Regions from separate parts of the Homo sapiens genome. Here region 1 is linked to region 2. A link is an interaction called in ENCODE POLR2A ChIA-PET data of the cell type or tissue named here. Cell type or tissue: Panc1. All regions are shown on one strand.

Region 1 (4,000 bases), 160 kb before region 2:
TTAAACTAAAGAGCTTCTGCACAGCAAAAGAAACTACCATCAGAGTGGACAGGCAACCTACAGAGTGGGAGAAAATTTTTACAATCTACCCATCTGACAAAGGACTAATATCCAGAATCTACAAAAAACTTAAACAAATTTACAAGAAAAAAATCAAACAACCCCATCAAAAAGTGGGCAAAGGCTATGAATGGACACTTCTCAAAAGAAGACATTTATGCAGCCAACAGACACATGAAAAAGAGCTCATTATCACTGGCCATCAGAGAAATGCAAATCAAAACCACAATGAGATGCCATCTCACACCCGTTAGAATGGCCATCATTAAAAAGTCAGTAACAACAGGTGCTAGAGAGGATGTGGAGAAATAGGAACACTTTTACACTGTTGGTAGGACTGTAAACTAGTTCAACCATTGTGGAAGACAGTGTGGCGATTCCTCAAGGATCTAGAACTAGAAATACCATTTGACCCAGCCATCCCATTACTGGGTATATATCCAAAGGATTATAAATCATGCTGCTATAAAGACACATGTACACGTATGTTTATTGCAGCACTATTCACAATAGCAAAGACTTGGAACCAACCCAAATGTCCATCAATGATAGACTGGATTAAGAAAATGTGGCACATATACACCATGGAATACTATGCAGCCATAAAAAAGGATGAGTTCATGTCCTTTGTAGGGACATGGATGAAGCTGGAAACCATCATTCTGAGCAAACTATCGCAAGGACAGAAAACCAAACACCGCATGTTCTCACTCATAAGTCGGAACTGAGCAATAAGAACAACTGGACACAGGATGGGGAGCATCACACACTGGGGCCTGTCATGGGGTAGGGGGAGGGAGGAGGGTTAGCATTAGGAGATATACCTAATGTAAATGACGAGTTAATGGGTGCAGCACACCAACATGGCACAAGTATACATATGTAACAAACCTGCGTGTTGTGCACATGTATCCTAGAACTTAAAGTAAAATTTTAAAAAATGCAGTTTCGAGCTCGGGGTTAAGATGGTAAACTAGAAGCAACTCATGTGCCAGGCTATCACGGAAAGGAAACAAAAGGGCTAGTGAGCATTGACCCTGCAGGCCAATCATCTGAGAAATCATGTCAGGGATTCGGGATCCTTCAAGATGTAAGGGGATTACAGAGAGCAGAAAGGGGTGAAGCTAGATACCAGCCTGTCCGGGCTCAGCGTGGATCCAGGAGAATTTCTCCAACACTGGAAAGGGTGAGTGAGTGAGAACCCCCTAGGGGATTCACACTCTCGACAGGGACCTGTGCAAGACTGGAAATGGGAGAATGCCCCTGAAACCCCTGCCCACCCCCGACCCCACCACCGTGCTTCTAGACTGAGGCAGAGAGCCCCCCAGACATTTTGGAGGGCAACTCTCTAGTCCAAGGAGACTTCTGCAAGCCTTGTGCCCCCAAGAAGACCAGCACTGGTGCCATAGCCCAATAAAGGCTGCAGTCCCAGTGCCTAGGAGCAGTAAGATTGCCCCATCTCAAACCCTTTCTGGATGGGGCTTGGTGCCAGCTTCCAGCCTACTGGTCCTACTTCTCTGTCTGAACTCAGCCAGTGACCATAGCCTCCTGTTCTCCCAGGAAGCACCTGGAGGGCAAGACAGGTGACTACATCTACCCCTGCCACTGGTTGCCAGGCAGGCAACACTTGCTAGAGCTTCCATCCCAGTGGTTCCACTTCTGTCTGAATTCAGCCAGAGAGCACAGCCTCCTGTTGTCCTGGGAAACATTCAGGCAAGGTAGGCAACCCCACCTACCCTGGCCTCTTGTAGCCAGGCAAGCCATGCCTGCTAGAGCTTCCAATTTATGTCCCACAGCCAAATTCTCATTTCCCATTCCTTTATAAAATTCTTGTTTCTGTTGGTTCAACATACACAAATCAATAAATGTGATTCACCACATAAGCAGAACTTAAAACTGAAACCACGTGATCATCTCAATAGATACAGAAAAGGCTTTTGATAAAATTCAACATCCATTAATGTTAAAAATCCTCAACAAACTAGATATTGAAGGAACATACCTCCAGATAATAAGAGCCATCTATGATAAACCCAAGGTCAACATCATACTGAATGGGCGAAAGCTGAAAGATTTCCCCTTGAGAACTGGAAAAATACAGGGATGCCCACTCTTAGCACTCCTATTCAACAGAGTACTGCTAGCATGAGCAAGCAGGCAAGAGAATGAAATAAAAGGCACCTAGATAGGAAGAGAGGAAGTCAAACTATCTATCTTTGCAGACAATTTGATTGCATACCTAGAAAACCCCCACGTCTCTACCCAAAAGCTCGTAGGTCTAATAAACAGCTTCAGCAAAGTTCCAGGATACAAAATCAACATACAAAAATGAGTAGCATTCCTATACACTAACAAAATCCAAGCCGAGAGCCAAATCAGGAAGACAATCCCATTCACAATAGCCACAAAAAGAATAAAATACCTAGAAATACAGCTAACGCAGGAGGTGAAAGATCTCTACAATGAGAATTACAAAACATTGTTCAAAGAAATCAGAGATGACACAAACAAATGGAAATGCTCATGGATAGGAAGAATCGATATTGCTAAAATGGCCATACTACCCAAAGCAATTTACAAATTCAATGCTATTCCTAACAAGCTACCAATGACAGTCTTCATAGAATTAGAAAAACCTATTTTAAAATTCCTATAGAACAAAAAGTGCTCAAATACCCAAAGCAATCCTAAGCAAAAAGAACAAAGCTGGAGGCATCATGTTACCTGACTTTGAACTATACTATAAGGCTACAGTAACCAAAATAGCATGGTACTGGTACAAAAACAGACACATAGACCAATAGAACAGAATAGAGAGCCCATGTTACCTGACTTTGAACTATACTACAAGGCTATAGTAACCAAAATGCATGGTACTGGTACAAAAACAGACACATAGACCAATGGAACAGAATAGAGAGCCCAAACTTAAGGGCACACACCTACAGCCATCTGATCTTCAACAAAGCTGACAAGAACAAGCAATGGGGAAATGATTCCCTGTTCAATAAAGGGTGCTGGGATAACTGGCTAGCCATATATAGAAGACTGAAATTGGACCCCTTCCTTACATCATATATGGAAATCAACTCAAGATGGATGAAATGTAAAACCTAAAAATATTAAAACCCTGGAAGATAACCTAGGAAATACGATTCTCAACATAGAAACCAGCAAAGATTTCATGATGAAGACACCAAAAGCAACTACGACAAAACCAAAAATTGACAAACGGGACCTAATTAAACTAAAGAGCTTCTGATAGCAAAAGAAACTATCAACAGAGTAAACAAGCAACTGACAGATGGGAGAAAATATCTGCAAACTATGCATAACCAAAGGTCTAATATTGAGAATCTATAAGAAACTTAAGCAAATTAACAAGCAAAAAAGCAAACAGCTCCATTAAAAAGTGGGCAAAGGACATGAACAGACACTTTTTAAAAGAAGACATGCATGCGGCCAATAAGAATATGAAAAAATATGTGGTGTTTGGTTTTCTGTCCTTTGTGATATTTTGCTGAAAATGATGGTTTCCAGCTTCATCCATGTCCCTGCAAAGGACACAACTCATCCTTTTTTATGGATGCATTGTATTCCATGGTGCATATGTGCCACATTTTCTTTACCCAGTCTATTGGGTTGGTTCCAAGTCTTTGCTATTGCAAATAGTGCCGCAATAAACATATGAACCAACATGGCACATGTATACCTATGTAACAAACCTGCACATTGTGCACATGTACCCAAGAAATTAAAGTATAATAATAAAAAAAGAAAATAAATTTCTTCCTTCAGATACCCTAAAAAAAAGAATATGAAAAAATACTCAATATCATTAATCATTAGAAAAATGCAAATCAAAACCACAATGAGATATCATGTCATACCAGTCAGAATGACTATTATTAAAAAGTCAACAAAAATAACAGATGCTGGT
Region 2 (4,000 bases):
ACTGGCATCTAGGGCACAGAGGCCAGGGATGCTGCTGAACATTCCACAGGACATCCTGAAAAACAAAAGCAATTATCTGGCCCAAATGTCAACAGTGACAAGGTTGAGAAAGCCTGATATAGACTTAGAGCAAGAAACTATGTGGCTTCAACAAAAGGGTGAGATGGAGAAATGAGTTGCATTAGCTCCAATGGCTTCCCAGGTCCTGAACTCAGCTGCTTATGACATCTAACGGCTCATCCTGCTCCAGGTGCCCTGAGGTCCTTTATGGCCAATGTTCTTCACGTCCACTTACCATTCCACAAAAGTTCTCCATTTCCTAACAGCAGTTTAATGAGTTTATGCTACCTGCAACCAAAGATATCTGAGATAGGCTTGGGGGAGAACAACTCAGGATGGCAGGAAGAGGGATTCAGGCATGGGGAAGAGTGTATTAAACACAGAGACTGAGAGGGCATTTGGAGAAACGCCCATGGAAAGGGGAAGAACAATGCAGGTGAAAGAAGAAATGAGTCAGGGCAAAGAAGCCCCAATAAGCATAGTGTGTTTGTGTGCAGAAAGGAGAGCAGCGTGTGTAGATCAGTAGGTGCACACTGGGGAAGTTAAAGAAATTAATTTAAGAGGTAACAGTTTTGAAAGATGCATCAGGACATACAATTGTAATAAAGACTCACATATCTGTGACTGTACTAAGCCTAATTCATCCTTATAAAAATTCATGCATATAAGAAAAGTACCTTTGGGAATATAAACTTCCTTGGTAAGCCATCATGACAGAGTGGAAATTCTGCCCTATCAGTAAAATCCATGATTAGGTACATTCAACAAGCAGTATTTTCTGAAGATGTAAAATAACAAAAGAAGAGGCAGAAATCCCTGGCATTTATGGGAATCAGTCAAAATAGTTTTTCATCAATAAGCTCCTCAGTTCTCTATTCTATACTCTGGGGAAGATGACCCGTGTCTTGCAGGGTTGGAAGGCAGTGAGCTCACTGCCTGGTACTGAGGATGATCTAGGTTGTATGTAAAAGCCCCATATGGCTCCCTTATTTTCTTATCTAAAAAAAGAAAGAAAAAGACCACAAAGATTGAGAATTGGCCTCCCTGCTCCATCACTCAGTCAGGAGACTTAGAATTCATAAAAATATCATTAAATTTACAGAGTCAAATATATAAGTAAACTATGTGACTGTGACATGTTATAGAACCTTCTCTACGAAATATAGAAAAAAATTAGTCAGACACAGTGGCATGTGCCTGTAGTCCCAGCTACTCAGGAGACTGAGGTCGGAGGATCCCTTGAATCCAGGAATTCAAAATTACAATGAGCTATTATCAAGCCACTGTACTCCAGCCTAGGTGACAGAGTGAAACCTTGTCTCAAAAAAAAAAAAAAAGAAAGAAAGAAAGAAAGAAAGAAAGAAAGAAAGAAAGAAAGAAAGAAAGAAAGAAAGAAAAGAAAGAAAGAAAGAAAAGAAAGAAAAGAAAAGAAAAAAGAAAGAAAGAAAAAAAGAGAAAAACGAAATAAGTAGAAATAAGTATAGAAATAAAGACTAGGAAATGAATATCACAGAAAAAGGGATGTCCTGGATACCTTGTTTTTCTTTTTCTCTCCTTTGTTTTCCAATAAAGATAACTGTGACTCTTTGAGGAAAAAGTTGATTTTCTGCTTAGTAAATCAAAGGTTCTAGATCAAAAAGCAACAGATACAGTGTTCAGAGAGAGATATGTGTGGGCTGGTACCAAATCAACCAGTGAAGTCAAAAGACACTCCAGGAGAAAATTTGGAAGTATGGGACGAAACATACACCCTTTCACTTCCAATAGGCAGTGCTTCAAAAGGACGATCCCCAGCAATCCCTTCTATGGCTGACTGACAAGAAAGCTGTGGGCTCTGCGGATTCCATACAAAGGGTCAGATTCCTCTGAATGAACACAACCATCCTGAGGCAAGGCAACAAGCCTTCTCTAAGGGGAAATCACATCTAACTCATTAATTGGGTGTTTAAAGGAAATGCCCAGAATGGTGTGGCAAAAAGAGAACTCAAATTTTTAATTCTGAAGATTAACATCATCATAGTGTACCATCTCACACCTATCAGAATGGCTATTACTAAAAAGTCAAAAAACAACAGATGTTGGCAAGGATGTGGAGAAAAGGGAACTCTCATACATTGTCGGTGGGAATGTAAGTTAATAAAACCTCTATGGAAAACAGTATGGAGATTTCTCAAAGAACTAAAAATAGAACTACCATTCAACCCACCAATCACACTACTGGGTATTTACCCAAAGGAAAAGAAATTGTTGGCCAAGTATGGTGGCTCACACCTGTAATCCCAACACTTTGGAAGTCCGAGGCTGGTGGATCACCTGAGGTCAGGAGTTCGAGACCAGCCTGGCCAACATGGAGAAACCCCACTTTTACTAAAAATACAAAAAAAAAAAAAAAATTAGCTGGGCGTGGTGGTGCGCGCCTGTAGCCCCAGCTGCTCAGGAGGCTTAGGCACAAGAATGGCTTGAACCTGGGAGGCAGAGTTTGCTGTGAGCTGAGATCACGCCACTGCACTCCAGCCTGGGCAACAGAGCGATTCTGTCTCAAAAAAAAAAAAAAAAAAAAGGAAGTGTTATTTCTCTGTCAAAAAGACACCTGCACTTGTATGTTTGTTACAGCACTATTCACAATAGTAAAGTCACAGAATCAATCCAAGTGTCCATCAACAGATGATTGGATAAAGAAAATGTGGTGTGTGTGTATATATATATATATATATATATATATATATACACACACACATTTATTATACCATATTAATATATATTAAATATATATGTGTATGTATAATACATATTATTTATCTATATATACACATATATAAAATCATGGAATACTACATAGCCAGAAAAAAGAGTGAAATCATGTTTCTGCAGCAACAAGGATGGGACACACTAGAAGCCCAAACCTTACCATTACTCAATATATCCATATAAGAAACCTGCACATGTATTCCCTGAGTCTACAGAAATTTTTTTAAAAGATCCATCAAAAAAATCCCTTAATCATAAGGAAGGTTTTTTGAGGAACTTTTTAAAGAATGAATAGCAGCTACTATTTTTTCAGCACTGATTTGTGGTCAGTGCTAAGGAAGTCACATGCATTATGGTCATTTGGAAGAGGATGTGGATGCCAGCTCTTTGTTGGTGGAACTCAGCAGCATGGTACCACACCTTGCACAGCAGAATTTCATTTTCCTTTCTGAATTAATTCCATGCCTATAGGAGTGCTAATAAGGACTTAGGAAACAAACTGCCTCACACTCTAATTGATAGGCTATGGGAGAGGTTCAGTGAACCTCAAATAAGTTAGCTTTAATATATTGGGTCACTCCAATGCCTATGCCTAGGATAAAAGCAGCAGCAACGACTAACTGACAATAGTAACAGTTTCCCACCAAATGATGCCTTAGAAATCTGTAGATGGCTCCTCTCTGAGCAGTTTGGGGGATTCCCGAAGGACCAACCCCTAACCTTGTAAAAGATGTTAGGAAGAAGGATAGAGCCTAGGATGCAGAGAGCTCCTTGTAAACTAGACAGATGCTATGCACAGAGATATTGAGATCTGGTTAGGAATATTCTGCATAATATCAGGATAAGTCCAGGATGTTGTATGACAAGAGTCAAAAAGAAAACTGACGTATCAGGAAACGACTGGGGAGTGGCTTTATCAGAGCTAGCCAGTGTACAGCTTCAGGGAGAGTTCTTTCATGATGAAAGAAAAGGTGATCATATTTTTTGTACTTGTACATTTTACTTTTAAGTAATCATCTCTAGAAATGTGGGCATATTATAACACATAACCATTGGGAAAAATCTTTGAAATTACTACTGTTATTGTTTTCACGGCTCAATCATTTAAATAAGAAAACCAAGCTCACCATTTCATAGACATATTAATGCTATTTTGACCCCAACGTTACTGCCCAATTTGGTCGTGAATATC

What was found. Peaks named below come from ENCODE experiments on the same cell type or tissue, not always from the same donor. Only the 100,000 strongest peaks of a DNase experiment are listed, where the experiment ranks them.
Region 1: POLR2A ChIA-PET joins it to region 2 with 6 read pairs; 2 of 35 experiments call an interaction of 5 or more read pairs at or near these places.

The regions. Positions count from the first base shown.
Region 1 is chr10:89,321,227-89,325,226 of GRCh38, forward strand. It overlaps a transcript of LIPA not described here. Among named protein-coding and RNA genes, the nearest start is that of IFIT3, 4.8 kb to the right of the region's middle. In Panc1, no CTCF peak of the experiment used is centred here; no DNase peak of the experiment used is centred here; H3K27ac peaks cover 476 bases.
Region 2 is chr10:89,485,210-89,489,209 of GRCh38, forward strand. All of the region lies in intron 2 of SLC16A12 (solute carrier family 16 member 12), which reads right to left. Among named protein-coding and RNA genes, the nearest start is that of SLC16A12-AS1, 31 kb to the left of the region's middle. In Panc1, no CTCF peak of the experiment used is centred here; no DNase peak of the experiment used is centred here.